Linked DNA regions of Mus musculus: region 2 is linked to region 1. A link is a loop called in an ENCODE intact Hi-C map of the cell type or tissue named here. Cell type or tissue: left cerebral cortex. All regions are shown on one strand.

Region 1 (8,000 bases):
GGGCAGGATGGGAAAGAAACTCACTACCTCACCAAAGACCCTTCCCTGGACCCCAGAATATCTCTACCCCACAGGGAACTGTGCAGCCCTTGCAGCTCAAAGCCTTTTCCCTCAGCTCTTCTAAGGTTGGAGGAGTTATGAAGACCCTCCACAAAACCTGCAGGATGTGCTGGAGTCAGCGTGCCTGTGTCTTTTCCAAACTCTGGGGGGGGGGGGGGGGGGGGAAGAGCGCAGCCTAGGCTGGACGCGGGAAGGAGAGAGTCCGCGTGGGTCCCAAGGACCCGAGGAGATGGAGTACCCCGACCCAAATGTCTCCTTACCACAAAGCAGCAACAACAGTGGAAGAAGGTGCAGCCGCTGTGCTGGGGTCTTCATGGCCAACTAAGATGCAGCCGGCTTGCAGCAACAGCGACATTCGGAGGTAAGAGGCTTGGGGCGGGACCAGGGCGGGACCTCGGAGAGCCCCAACCCAGGCCACGCCCCCACCCCGCCCCTGACTCCCTCCGTTGCCTAGAATTCTCAGCTTCTCTCTGGAGGGGCAGGTGGTGGGGACAGGAGGTGGGGGTCGCGTTGGGATATAGACTGGAACAGAGGAAGGGGAAGTGCAGTCGGGTGGGAGAGCCAGTCCAGCGTGGCGGGAATGGAGAAGGGGTTCTAACCGGAAGACTGCAGGTTTGGTCTGGGGATGAGCCGGATTAACCTCAGTGTCAAACTGGGAAGCAAGCTGGAGAAATGAAGGGAGTTATGCAGTACAGGTTGATAGAGGGGAGCCAGGCAGAAGACAGACAAGAGGTTGAACTCGGAGAAACCCGGGGTTCATCCTTGCAGGTCCTGTGGGACCCCCCTAAGCCAGGCACATAAATTTAAGCAGAGACAAGTCTGAGAGCCCTGCCTGTCTCCAAGGGACAGAGAAGGGCATGAAGTGGGTTGCTGAGCAGATGGGGGGGGGGGGGGCATTCTTCCAGACTGAGGCACTGGGGAGGGGAGCTTGGGTGTGCACACATGCAAACACAAATGGCTAAGTCTGAAGCTAACTGAGGGCAGGCGGGTCAGTGACGGGGCCTCCAAGGACCTGGCTTCTGGAATCAGCAGGTAGAAAGAAAAGAAAAGGCCTCAGTTTCTCCCACCATAGACTACATCTGTCCCTCAAGCCCAGGACAGCTTCCTGTTCCCAATGTTGGGACCACTCCTCAGAAAGAGAAAAGCAGACCTCTTTGTCCTCCAAAGCTTATTGTCCCCCAGGAAAGCACTTGCTGGTCTGAGAGCTAAGGCCCAGACCTGGGAGGATGGCTTTCCCCACCTAAACAAGCACTTCTGTCTCCCACGCCCCATCACTGAGCTCAGCTCACCTTTCCTGACCTAGAAAGGCTCACTACAACTTTCTGTGAATTTTCACTGAGAAAATTCTGGTCGAAGCCAGAAACAAAAACAAACAAGCAAATAAACAAACAAAACCCTGTAACTACTTTAGGGCTGAAGAGATGTCACAGTGGTTAAGGGCACTTACAGGGGACCTGGGTTTGGTTCCCACAGGTACTGGAGGTAGCGCATGATCATCTGTATCGCCAGCTCCATGGGATCCAGTTCGTTCTGGCCTCTGAGGGTGCCGCACGCAATTGTGCACACCCATACATATAAACCAAAGAAATCTTAAAGATTAAAAAAAATAGCATTTTTAAAAACCAGTTAGCAAAGAGAACCTAGGAAGCCTGGGCTTGCTACAGCAATAACAAAGGAGTCTAATTAAAAGTAAAACTGATTTAACTTGGTCAGTCATCCTCCTTCAAGAGGGGCCAACATCTAGGCCATTATCCCTGCCCCTGTGCTAAGGGGAGGGGGCGCTAATCAGGACAAAAAGGATAAGCCAGCAGGTTGCTCTTATAGAGGGCTGATTGTCCCACAACCTGAAGTCAGAAACGGGAAGGCAGACTCTGTACCACCTTGACTATCGTCAGCAATGACGAACGCACACCTCGGGTGGGCACTACTCGGGCAGCTGAATGCAGGACCTGCTCACTGGCTCTGCTGTGGAGAAAGCTCACTCAGTCCACAGAGGTGAGTCCCAACACCTCAGCTACACAGGGCTGCCCATGCCCCTGGTATGCCCCAAGGGCCTCTAATCCTGCTGAGCCGCAGCCTATGTCACACCTTCAAAGCAGATGAGGAAGGACGGTACCAAAGGGAGGTCAGTGCCATAGCCACCATTCAGCCTTCCTGACGTAGGGACCGCCCGCTCTTCCCATCCCCCTCCCTCCCGGGCCCCCGGGCCCTGGCTAGGCTGCACATGTGGCATGGTACAGAACTGTCTCCTTCACTCGGAGTCACGGCTCCTCTCTCCAGACCTGTCCAGATCCTGCTCTCTATTCTACATAATGACTGACTGACCCCTGGGACCCCAGCGGTGTCAAGCAGGACAGTGTGAGCCAGGGCTGGTCAGAGCCAAGCTGCCTTTGACAGTCTGTCCACCACAGAGATCCTGTGACCATAGGGATACAGGGCTGAGAGACAGAATTCCCTCTCGGAGATAGCAGTCACTGTGGAGAAGCCTCTGAGGACATGACAAGGGACTCATGGCTGTCACAGACTCCCATTGCTCTTCCACAAGATCCTGACTCCTGGCCTGAAGCAGGCATCCGTCTCTGATGGCTGTGACCCTCAGGCTCAGCGGCAGTAAGTGATTAATAACATGGAGCACTCATTTCCTTGCTCAGCACTCGGTAGGGCTGGCTTGGGGGAAAACCCAAGCTGTGTACGGCATCCCTAGGGTAGAGAGCTTACCTGATGGTCCAGACCCGACAGGAACATGGTTGAGGATAGGGCTTGAGCAATGCCAACCAAACCTGCCCCACACACTAGAGCAGGACGAATTCCCCTGCCCTAGGGTTTTCGGCAGGTGAGGTGATGAACACACTAGAGATGAAGATGGGTTGTCCTGGCAGAACAGGACCTGAGGAAGTGAAGCATGGGGCTGGAGCGAGACCACTCGGCTGGTGCCTAAAGTCAGAATGTCCGTGAGCTGGAGCTCTGTAAATGTCAGAAATGCTGGCCATCTGCTGGGGCCATCACTCTGAGGACAAGAGCATATTAATTGATGAGCCTTGGAACTCCTGGAGCCACCGTGGGTCAGGAGGCCCCACAATAGCTACTGCATCCCTCGTACACCTCTCAGCCCACCAGTGAGGTTGCCAAGGTTGCTGTTGATCTTTGCTGTTTTTCCATCTACAACGGGAATGGCCACTCCTCCCACACATGTGTGCACGCATCTATATTCTCAGACTCGTCAGGCTGAGCCGTCTTGAGCCTGCATCTTGTGCTCTAGGGTTCTCTTACCCCGACATCGTTCACCAGCCTTTAGACCAACTTCCCAATTCAAGGCACTGTGGCCAGCCAATTACTCTTCCTCTTAAATGTTTAAGGAGTTCTCCTCCACGATCGGCTTCTAAGAGGACATTGTGATCAGATAGCACCCCATTTCCACCTGACAGAAATGCACAGTATCTTGCCTGGCCCTCTCCCTGAACTGGACACTTCTGCCACATAGCTGCACACAGAGGCACATGTGCATGCAATGTGTGCACGAGCACGTGTGCACACATACATATGCACGTTGCACATACAGCACGCACATATGTACACACATATACAATACACATACACATTTACACATGATACACACAACCACACACATATGAGACACATACACAAATCACACACAGATATACTAACCAGACCTATCACACATACACACACACACACACACACACACACACACACTCAAGAAGCATCAGAGATTAGTTTCTTCTCCCATCCAACGAGACTGCCTCAGAGGCATTCCTGATGATTTGGCGCCCCCTGCTGGAATAACATTTAAGTAACTCAGTCTGTGGTAGATGAGGTAGACTTAACATACTTGCAGAAGGGAGAATTACATAAAGGAATGTTTCTGACCCAGCCTACAACTCACTATCCAATTCTGTCTTCTTTTTAAAATGTATTTTAATTAACACATAGTAATAATACATATTTATAAGGTCCAATGAGGCTCTTCAATACAATGCATAATGACCAAGTCAGGGAAACTGGCCTATTGTCTCAGACAGACAGCCTTTCTTTCTGTTGAGAACCTTTACAACCCACTCTACTGACTACATTAAAATATTCATTTTAAATCACTGTCAATCACAGTAATTCTATGCTGTAAAACATTTTGAAGAGACTGGAGAGATGGCTCAGTGGTTAAGAGTTCTGGCTGCTCTTGCAGAGGAGGTGGGTTTGTTCCCAGCACCCACCAGATGCAGTTCCAGGGGATCCGACACCCTCTTTTGACCTCTGCAAGCACCAGGCATGTACATGCAGGCAAAATACTCATGCCTATAAAATAAGCATCCCTTAAAATTGTAGTAGAGCATTAGAAAGCTTATCCTTCCTGTCCCTCATAGTTTCATAAATGTCAGAACCTGGACACGCCAGGGAAGAGGGACTCTTGGCTGAGGGACTGAGCTGCCTCCATCAGACTGGTCTGTGGACTTGTCCGTGGAGCATTGTCTTGCTGATTGGTGTGGAAGAGCCCAGCACACTGTGACTGACGCCACCCCTGGACAGGTGTGCCTCGGTTACATAAGAATCAAGGCACTGAGCAGTGTTCCTCCGTGGTTTCTGCCTCATGCCCCTGCCTGAGCTTCTGCCTTGGCTTCTCTTGATGGTGGACTGTAATCTTGTAAAATGAAATAAGCCCTCCCTCTCCTTCCCCTCCCCGCTCCCGGCCGTGTGGCTGTTAGTCATGGTGTTTATCACAGCCACAGAGAAGCAAACTAGATCTCTGCCATCCATGTGCACACACACCCATTACCCAGCCACTCTAGGAAACATTAGTCTGGTCTCTGGTTCTTTGAGAGCAACATTATTCTGCTTAGTGTCACACCCCCTCCCCCTCCCAGGCCATCTAAGGCTACCTCATGAGACTCTTCAACAGATAGATAGATAGATAGATAGATAGATAGATAGATAGATAGATAGATAGATAGATGGATGCATAGATGGATACACGGATGGATGGATGGATGGATGGATGGATGGATGGATGGATGGATGCATACATGCATGCATGCATGGATACACAGATGGATGGATGCATGAATGGATGCATGGATGCATAGATGGATACACAGATGGATGGATGGATGCATTCATGCATGCATGCATGGAAGGAATGCATCACCCCACTCCCTTCCTGTAAGGTTTCTGCTGAGCAGTCTGCTCTTTGTGAGGATTCTGTCACATATGAGTCTTCAGCTTGCTGCTTGATGAGTCTCTTCTCATCATGCTTTCAGCAATGACAGGCCTCAAAGAGGATCTTTCTTATTGAATCTGTTGCAGGTCCCCTAAAGCTTCTTGGTATCTTTTCATTCCCCAAAAATAGTTTTCAGCAGTTGGGTCACTGAATAGGTTTTCTATGCCATGTCCCTCCTCCTTCTAGACCACTCTTTATGTTAGTTGTAGGTTTCTTCATTTCTTTTTTTTTCTTTAAGATTTATTTATTTATTATATGTAAGTACACTGTAGCTGTCTTCAGACACACCAGAAGAGGACATCAGATCTCATTACAGGTGGTTGTGAGCCACCATGTGGTTGCTGGGATTTGAACTTCAGACCTTCGGAAGAGCAGTCGGGTACTCTTACCCACTGAGCCATCTCACCAGCCCAGTTTCTTCATTTCTAACTTATGTATCTGGTTGATTTGTCTACATGTATGACAGTGTACCACATGCATGCAGTACCTGTGCCCACCAGAAGAGGATGTCAGATCCCCTTGCAACTATGAGTTCCAGAAAGTTGTGAGCCACCAAGAGGGTCCTGAAAAACAAACCTGGGCCGGGCAGTGGTGGCACACACCTTTAATCCCAGCACTTGGGAGGCAGAGGCAGGTGGGTTTCTGGGTTTGAGGCCAGCCTGGTCTACAGAGTGAGTTCCAGGAAGAAAAAGGAGGAGAGGAGGAGGAGGAAGAAGAGGAGGAGGAGGAAGAGGAGGAGGAGGAGGAGGAGGAGGAGGAGGGTATCCTAGCTCAAAGGCTCTTTATCCTTTTTTCCTGTGTCCTGGGCATGTGTGTGTGCCTGTGTGTTATATCAAAAGATCTGCCTTCAAGCTCAGAAATTATTTACTGGATTCTTGGGGCTCTCCACTGTGTTATTTTTATTTTTTATTTTCATATTGTTTTTATTTATGGAGGTCTTTAGCTACAGGGTTTCTGGCTGGCATGTCTTTATGCTACAGAAGACCAGTGTACTCACCCACATAGCCCTCAAAACTGATAGGTGTTCACGTGGCTCTCAGACATTGCCAAGTCTCACTGAACTATGAGGAACCCTGTGTGTGTTATACTGGGCCTCCAACCTGAACCAAAGTTCGCACTGCATATCCTACCAACAGCTGGGACACATCTCCAATACCTTTTACTTTTACTATATAAAACACACTACTAAACTGGTAAAGATGGTCCAGAAGTGGTGGTGTACGAGTCTTTAATCCCATCACTCGGGAGGCAGAGTTAAAAGATTTAAGGACAACTGACCTAGCTGAAACACAGACACCAGTACAGGGATACAAGGAGCGGGAGAAGGCAAGGGAGTGCCATGATGCCTCCAAGGGGAAACTGCCTGTTAAAGGATTCAAAAGAATGATAAATTCAGCAGAACTAGAGATCATAAAAACTGTGGGCAGAGTCTAGAAGAAATGTTAACAATAAGTGTGCAGACAGCCTCACTGGCCTTAGGACTAAATTAGCAATCACTTTCTTTCACCTCCCATGGCCTCTTTCCCTTCTCTACACAATATGACCTTTAGCTTACTGACCTGTTCCTGCCAGGTGCCTGTGCAGAGTCAGAGCTGGCATCTGGAGCCTACCTGTGGTCCTCAACAGATTCTTCACTTATCTGATGTCAGCAACCTGAAAGTACCAACAGTAGCAAAATTATAGTTGTGAAGTAGTAACAAAACTAACTTTATGGTCAGGGGTCAGCACAACATGAGGAACTGTACCAAAGGGTGGCAGCATTAAGAAGATTGAAAACCATTGTTTTAAGGGGAGATGACACACATTCTACCCTGCAAGGGAGCTCACTACGCTCAGACGTTGAACAACTCAGTAGCTCCGGGAAGCCTTTGAAGCTGACTAGACCCCTCCCTCTCCAAGCAGATATAAGCAGTAAAGATCTGAAACACACTCTCAAATAAACTGAGCTGCTGGGCAGAGGCCCAAACCAACTGGGCTACCTGGAAAGGACACGCTCCAAGCTTTTGAGCTGCCTGCAGGTTGTGCGGGTGCTCCGGGTTTCCAACTTCTTGTAAATTGTCCCCTATGCTGGTGCTGATGCAGCTGCCTTTGGGTCATTTCTGCTCACGTAAGTACGATAGAACTCACTGCTTCATCAAGATGGACTTTGGTAATACCCTTCCTTCCGTCTTTCTGGAATCAGTAGACAATTGTTCTTATCTCCCCAGGAATAGTGTCACGCAGCAGGCCTGAACAGCACAATGCAGGCACGGAGCTGTTCCTTCAGGCCCAGATTTTCCATCTCCTGAAAAAGGTTGGTGCCCCGGGTGACTCCCTCAGCATCCCTCAGGGAAGACTATGATGTGGACTTCTGGGTTAGCACACATGTACATAAATCTGGCAACCAATGGGAGAAAGCAAAATAACACAGGTAAAATTTTAAATTTGTTCTGCAGCAAATGCAAGGTCCAGGAAGTACCAAGCAAGCTCTCTACCGTTGAGTTACAACCCTGAATCTGAAATTTCAAGTTTTAACCAAACATCACCTAATTCATTACACCTGAAAGACTACCTTTCTTTCTCTTTTTGGTGAGTATTCCTTCAATGTGTAATCAGTATGCAAAATTCATAATGAGATACTCTACATTGCTCTTTCACACTGTCTTTAAATTTTGCTTTGTCTTTGACATTTAAAATTCACTTCAATTCAAATAGTACTCCTGAATTAGTC
Region 2 (8,000 bases), 540 kb before region 1:
TCTGACTGTATCTGTGAGGGTGCACAGCTTCTCCCGAACTTGGTCCTGAGGACCTTGCTCTATTCCTACCCCAAATTCTGCTTGACGGAAGTCACCAGAAACCCTTGCGTTTGAGGTTTCTAGGGCCCAGACCGTTAGCTTTGTCATGTGATCACTGAGTTCTACAGAGGAGAGCAGCCATAGACTGGGGTTTAGACAAGGAGTTAGATGCTCCATAGAAGTGCCAGGCAGCAGGTATAGCACTGACCAGGATGGTCTGTACAGAGCACAGAAGTATCTATGGCATCTGGAGAAGTAGCCCACACGGAGGAGAGGCTTCAGCCTCCCTGTCAGACATCAGTAGGAAGGGCAGCAGGCAGCCCGAGTGGGATACTCAGGGATGGACCAAATGCTATGGAAAGAAAGGGGGTAAGAGGCCAGGAACGTCAGCAAGGTGGGGACTCAAGCATCAGGCAAGAAAAGCCTCCAGGGTCAGTTTTGAGAAACAGGCAATGTGGGGAGAGGAGAAGCCAGCGGTGGCCAGGGCTCTGGTCTGGAAACCAGAGAGGAGAAGAGTGTGCTGCTAACCAGCTGGGGCAAAGGTGGATGGTGGATGGTGACTCTGAGCAGGGAGAAAGCTAGAGAACAAAAGCAGTCATCAGCTAGACATGGTAGACAGGCCAGCCTGGGCACCTGGGGGCCTGAAGCAGGGGACTTGCTGTGACTTCTACATCAGCCTGGGCTACAGAGTCAGACCCTGTCTCAAAAGCAAACAACCCAGTGACTGCTCCCCGGAATACACGCGGACATCAGCTGGAGCTGAGGAGTGGTAAGGAAAGGAGAGGCTGGGGGTCCTGGGAAGCAAGGGAGATGGGCCAAGGTGGTGGGGATCTCTAGTCTGGCCCAGGCAGAGGCCTAATACTGCTTGGGAATGGGGCTATGGAATCACAGAGTGTCAGACAAGATCTTCTGTAAGCAAACAAGCACCATCTTTCCCCAAAGCACAGACCAGAAGTCAGGTGATGGGGAAGACAAACGGACAGAGGGAACAAAGATAAAGCTGGAATTCCATAGTATTTCCAGATAGAATATTTATTCCAGATGTGTATTTAACAATGTATGGGACGCAGCTTTCCACGTTCAGCTTTGGTTACACAATCAGCATCGGAACTTTCCCAGCAAATGTGCATCAGACACAGATCTGTGTGAGACGATGAGGAAATCTCCGAGTGTGGGCCAACCTCCCTCCCCTAACCCACTGAAAGCTTCCGGCCTCAGACTGCCTTGTTCTAAGCAGCATCACTCTGCCCTTTCAAAGCAGAACTTTGCAAGAGCTGAGATATAGTATTTACATGTACAGAGATGAGAAGAGCTTCATGTTATATAAATTAATATAGCACAAGAACTGTGTAGAAAAAAATAAACTTACAGTGAATAAATACAAACCAGCTTCATGTATCAAGCAGTATGTGGAGTATAAAAACTAGTTCCTGGATATATACATATACACATATATAAAATGGTGTGCTCCAGAGTATAAATATACTATATACTTAAATATTTTGTGTGAACACGGAAAAAGAAAAGAACTCCTTTCAGTTATGTACATTAAAATACTGGTGGCAGTTGGGGTCCCCTCTAGTCTCCAGAGACCCAGGGATTTTCTTTCCACTCCATGGGTAGACACACCAGCAGAGTCCAGCTTCTCCATCCAGGGATGTCTCACACTGAAAAGACAGGACTGAGGTCAAGAGCAGCAAGAGATGAGAGCTCTGGCCACCCTGTCCCCGAGTGAGGCCAAGCACTGCACAGATACCCACTGGCTAACACTCAGCACTGCCAATGCCCTTCTGGCTGTCATAACAAAATGGAGTCACTGGCAATATGGCACGTGTGATGATGACCTCATTATCTACTTAGTGGTATAGTGTTTTGACAATAATCTGCTTCATGGCCCTGCTGGCAAAAGAGCCCAGCAATAGGTCCCATTGAATGACCACCTCTATCACATAGCTAGGCCTGGCCCCCAGTTTTTCCTCAATGAGATCCCAGAACTCGCACTTCGCCAAGTCCTAAAGTTTCATTTAAGCCTTGACTTCTTCGATCTCATTTATTACTAGACATAGCACAAAGCACAATAGTGTATTTTCCTACCGAGTTTGTTTTTATTTGTGGGAAGAGAAAAAGCAAGACATCTGTGACCTACACTGACTGTAGGTCCTTTCCCCTAGTAGCAAGAAACTGAAATATGAATGTCAGTGTATGGAACACACATCTCTGCTGATCTGAGTGAAGGCACCGATGCCTACTCCTCCCTACTGGCTGAAGTGCTCCTTGGTCATCACACTAATGCTTAGTCCTCCCTACTGACTGAAGTGCTCCTTGTCCATCACACTAATGCTTAGTCCTCCCTACTGACTGAAGTGCTCCTTGTCCATCACACTAATGCTTAGTCCTCCCTACTGACTGAAGTGCTCCTTGTCCATCACACTAATGCTTAGTCCTCCCTATAGGCTGAAGTGCTCCTTGTCCATCACACTGCCTCTTTCTTAGGACTAGCTTTTCCCAACTGCTGCAGGGCTGGATCTCAGAAAGCTACCCGTGATATGTATTAGGGCCTATGAATCATTTGACTTTTAAAAATTCATGAAGTTTTACAAGAATCTGGATGAGCAGAGCTAGCCCGTGAGAGCACACGGTAGCAAAGCCACCTACCTGTTTGCTGTGATAAAATCCATTCTTGTTGCAGTTTGGCAGATAAAATTTGTAGATTTCATCTCCTGCTTTCTGTTGGGCTGCAGCTAATCTCTCTAGCACTTTATAGAGTTCTCGTTGGCAGGGCTCCTAAAAGGATAATTTTATATTAGCTTGAGTACAAGAGACAGAAACTTATCATTTTAGACAATGACTGAGACAGAGCAGGAGCAGCCCCCACCACCGAGGCACGGTATTCTAGGACTGTGAGTCAAAGAATATGCCCTATCCGGGCCTTATTTTCCATCTGCGTGCAGGACAGGTTGGTCTCAGGCTCAGGCTATGTGGATAAAGGACGAAGACACTCTCGTCCTTCCTCGGTGGCAAGAGCTGGACTGATGGTGTAAAATGCTTCCCGACCCTGGCTATTTGCTGAATAACTTGAGCACCTGAACTCTGGGAGAAAAGACTCAGTCTCTCTATATGGAATTTAGAATCAGAAATACCTAGCTTTTCAAACAGCCATCCTTGCATTTGACATATGTCATGTTGATTATGGAGCAAGGCATTCCTTTGGATAATTTCCAGATGAAATTCTAAAGTGCCCCTAACAATGTTTATTCTTCCACTTCATTGGGCGGATTGGTACTTCTTCAATGCCTCTTCGGTACTTTCTCTCCACCTTTGGTTCTCTGTCGCCCCCAAGTGGTCAAATTGAAAACTAGCCAGTAAACTAAAGAAGTTCTTGCTGCATAGTTGAAGGCTGGCAAAATCGTGGAGCCTGATGGTGGTAACAATTATTGAACATACTCAGTGACAAAGAAACCTAGACTAAAAATGGCCTATTTTATGCTGTATTTTTAAGGAGGCAAAGATACATCAGGGATGGGAGTAGTTATACTCCTGTGCCCAGCCTCATGTTTGGTGCCCTTTAGGAATTGTCTAGACTAAACTCTTCACTTCGATGGATATACCTGAAGGTCTGAGTGCAGGGTCTCACCTTCCATTTCTTGAGGTCGGCGATCTCCCGGGCCCGCATGCTGCTATAGGTGCTGATGGCGTTCCACAGGATGGGCTGATCCTCGCGGGATGGGGCCATCAGGTGGAAGCTGTCCAGCAGCTGCTCCTCTGTCATCTCTGGGCTCTCAGAAAGCTCATCCGCGGAGACCACAGCAGCCTTTGCCTCTGAAAAGCAAACCCCACATATGCATGAGCCCCTGGAGGTGCCACTCCTCCCCACGTATGCATTATCCCCTGGAGGCGCCACTCCTCCCCACGTATGCATTATCCCCTGGAGGCGCCACTCCTCTGCCAACTCACTTCTTGCCCTTAAGACCGATCAATCGATAATGGTCAGGGGAAATCAGAATTTTTTTCACCGATGACTCTTTGGGAACAAGTATGGCCAAATAGCAATACTATTCTTTTCTGGGAAAATGGTATATTCCGGGGTGAGGCAATATTCTGGGGTGGCAGAGAGAGTGGGGTAGGATATAACCTGAAGACGCCAAGGACTAAGGCCAAGGCTTGAGCCCATCAGTGGTGAGCCTTGACCCCTCAGCCCTCCTCTCCACCCCACAGAAAGAGTCTAGTAAGACCCCAGGACAGGTATAGTTTAGTTAGAAGAAAGTTCTAGAATGTAGCCTTCCCCACCTAGACCACCATCCTGCTCTTTTTTGGGAGCCCTGCTTTCCTGCACACTAAGTCACCTCTCGGGTGGCCTCTCGAAGAGGAGGCCATCATCAGATATCAATGAAGAGGGCCCACCCCCCACTCAGGACCATTGGGGTAGCTCTAACTTCATTCACTTGAAAGGCTCAGATGCCTGCAGTACAGCTTCCCATCAGAATATGGAACCACGTGGCTCCTCCACACCCACACAGGACGTGCATGCAGCCCAGATGGGGAGATAGGGGCTGGAGCAGAGGAAGAGGCATTTTCCAAGCTTCCTACTACAAACAAACCAGTGCTTAAATTCAGGAAAGAGCCTGATTGTCAGACTCCTAGCAGGCAACGTACACATCAAACACTGTTTGTCTATAGCGATGAATGGAAGTGAAGGTCTGGGCCTCAATTTTCACATTATGTTCTGTAAACATCTGGGAAGCACATACGGCGTGGCAGGATATATGCTACAAAGGACATTGCAAACCTCCTGGGGGCAGCAGGAGGACTCCCATTCTAAACCTCCCTGGACCCTCCAGCCATTGGAACTGCCAAGGGCAGAACCCACAGGAGGAGGCCGGAGGTGCTTGAGCCAGCACCCCACCCACCTGGCAGCCCCATAGCTCCCTCCACCTCCACTGAAAGACCGAGTAGGATCATTACTACCTAACCTGCAAACTTTCTTCACAACTCTCCACTCTACATGGGGTGCTTGGACCACCCCTTCTAGGATGTTTCCTGGGCAAGACCACACACAGATGGACCTCACTGAGAGATTTATTTGACTATAACAGCTTAAACCTCTTAGTGGGCCAAGAGTGCCTTTGCCCTATCTGCTATAAGTTTCCGATAGGCCTCTGCTGGCCTAGGAAGCACGTATGTCCCAGCCAAGAGATCTAGAGGCAGAGATGGACTGCAGTACCTTCATGCTGGGAGCTGAACAAGGTGCTCGTGGCGGGTGCAGCAGGTTCTGGTACACAGGCTCCCTGACCACGGGTGAGGGCATGCAGGGGACGAGGCTCTCCTGGCAACGCACGGCAGCTGAGTCCCTGGGCGCAGCGAGCAGTGGCCACACCGCAGGCAGCACCCATCGGCAAGGCACATGTCGGGCAGCAGCCACAGCCTGCAGGCCGAGAAATCTCGGGGCACGAAGCGGGCACGGGTGGACAGAGCCCCAGCCTCTCAGCAGTGCAGGGAGCACAGTGCCATGGCTGGGGGGCTCCAGCGGCCACGCCAATCTGGAAGGACAGGAGAATCAGGAACGGCCAAGAAACAACAGTTAGGAACTCGGGCATCGCAACTGGTTCAGCAGGCTGTGGATGAGACTCTGGACAGGCAGCAGTTGCTCAGTGGTCACGACTTTCTGAGTAGATAGTAGTGGCAATGGTGGTCACAGCTCTCTGGGCAGACGGCCGTGTGCAGTGTTCAATGCTCGCTGGGTGTGTGTCTCCGCGGGCAGTGGACCATGCTGGCTGGTCGTACCCAGAGCCTTATGAAGGGCTGGCTGTGCGGCACAGGTTAATGATTGTCAGGGCAGCGTGCTAGGACCCCAGTGTTCAAAATAAGTTTGTTTTGCTTGTGAGCTCTACACAAACCGTGGGTGGAAGGGGGTAAAGGGATCAGGTTTTCTACTATGTTTGTCCCGTGGTGATGGACTGGGACAGGAGCTAAAGTCCAACTCTGTCAGCAAGCTGCTAGCCAGATGGGGGAGGGCACTTGCTTTTGTTCAGGGGAAATCAAAGACCTAGCCGGCCAGGCTCACAGAAAACCTAAGCGACTAAAGAAAGAACAGATTAGACCAAGAAGGCTTCAGGCCCCAAAGGGAAGGGAAGAGTGGGGCTCTCCGTGACAATGCCCACAGTTGTTTCTCCCTCCCCAGGAAGCCTCTAGCCATCAAAGGAAGAAATCCGTAGTTCACCTCCTGGCTCCTGGCTATAAATTCCAAAAGAACAGTTGTGCCTTCAAAGAGAGAAAGTGCTAGGACTCCGGGCACTTGGTCTATATCGCCATACCCAAGCTGTCTCTGACAGTCTAATGGTCTAGTGTAATTGAGATGCTTATCAACGATCAAGTCTGACAGCTTTTTCTGCATCATTTTTTCATTCTTTTATATCACAAGGAAAACTTCAGAAATGTTTAAGGGCAATCTGAAATAGGACTCACCTTGGAATCTCACCAAAACTTCCCAGAGAAAACTGATCATGGACCACCCCCCCCCCTCCTTGCCTGTGAATATCTTCTAAGTCCCCAGGTCTAGATTTTTGTCTCCCACATACCTTTGTGTCTATCTGCTGACCTGGGTGCTAGATCAGAGCGACCAACCTCTAGCAACAGCTTGGAGCCTCTTACCTTGTCCTTTTTGGTATTGCTTTGGGGTGGGGTAGAACCCTGAAAACTGTACTGTACCACAGTGTTGCGTGCTTATCCAGCCCCTCACTTTCTTTAGCCATGGCATTTCAGAAAGCCTTGGAGATTTTAGCCCCAGGCTCTAGAGGAGGATATTGAAGGCAAAGGTTGCAGGAGATTTTAGGTCAAGGTCACAGAGACTGCCCTGGAACACCCTGGACAAACTCTCACATCCCTGTGACCCAGCAGTTCATCACTGCACCCTGAAGCTTGGCCTTGGGGGATGGCTTCCTGGGTGACTTGACTAAAGCACTTTAAACACATGTGCACCGATGCATCGCCTACCAATGTCTGCCCTCTCATTCAAAGAAACCAGCATAGGTGCCCACTACTGAGCAGGTATGTTAATAGTGACTGGCTGGCTTTTTAATTCGAGGTACAGAAAAAGCCTAGCAGATAAGGAATCAGAGGCATAGGCCAGTGGGCCACAGTGAGCAGCACACTTGCCAGGAGAGAGGACTCATGGGGTGGGAAGGTAGGTTATGCCAGATAAAGACTGAGGAAGAGTCCCCATATGGATAGAGAATTCAGGAACTCAGCTTCATCACAAAGCAAAAGGCAGCAGGCGCAGGCTGACCATTCGCATCCGACCACAGAAGCACCTTTCTTGTCTCCAGAGAGAGACAGGGGACCTGTACTGACTCTGCTTCTGGCACTGCCACTGTTCTGCCTACAGCCACTGCTGAAGGAGCTGGGTGTTAAGAGAAAGGGACCCTGAGGCTCAGAGGCCAGAAGTCTGTGAAAGCCTGTGGCTACAGATGATGACACAGACAGAGCTCACTCTAAAGCTGTCCCTACACAGCCTACATGTCCACAGTCAGACACTGGATAAGGAAGTCCTGGAGCAGTCCCTGAAAAGCTCAGCTCATCGTGAGCCACACAGAGCAGTTCTTTCTTTCCTATAATCTTTACAAAAGATGTTCTTCAATTAAGGAAAACTGCCGCACTAAGGAACATTGGGAGGATATGAGATTGCTGAGCAAAAGCAGCTGTGATTGTAAATATACTGAATACCTGGAGAAGAGTACAAACCAACAGCAGACAGGCTGGCCACCAGGGGAGGGGTGATTCTGGGGCCTGAGGACAGATTGTTTTTTTCCTGTGCCCTTTTTGTAGCCTTCTGGATCTGCACTGTGTGCTTGTAAAAAGAAAAATCACACTGGGCTACAGATACAGGTGTGGGACAGAGTGCTTGCCTGACATGCACAAGGCCCTGCGTTCGATTCTCCAGGCCTGAAAAAAAAAAAAAAGAGAGA

The links. Peaks named below come from ENCODE experiments on the same cell type or tissue, not always from the same donor. Only the 100,000 strongest peaks of a DNase experiment are listed, where the experiment ranks them.
Region 2: it touches region 1 in a loop (4-fold over the local background); 6 of 42 quality-filtered maps call a loop at or near these places.

Annotation. Positions count from the first base shown.
Region 1 is chr11:6,650,948-6,658,947 of GRCm38, reverse strand. Ramp3 (receptor (calcitonin) activity modifying protein 3) reads right to left here and starts at 415. Exons shown (of 3, transcript NM_019511.3): 1 at 321-415. The coding sequence starts at 375. It also overlaps the pseudogene Gm11978. In left cerebral cortex, CTCF peaks have their summits at 417, 3,877 (motif pointing left) and 5,789; DNase peaks (open chromatin) are centred at 499 and 3,846; H3K4me3 peaks cover 873 bases.
Region 2 is chr11:7,195,592-7,203,591 of GRCm38, reverse strand. It overlaps Igfbp1 (insulin-like growth factor binding protein 1), which reads right to left and starts at 5,805. Exons shown (of 4, transcript NM_008341.4): 1 at 5,261-5,805; 2 at 3,674-3,858; 3 at 2,695-2,823; 4 at 1,046-1,706. The coding sequence starts at 5,633. The coding sequence ends at 1,575. In left cerebral cortex, a CTCF peak has its summit at 3,389 (motif pointing left); DNase peaks (open chromatin) are centred at 3,377 and 4,604.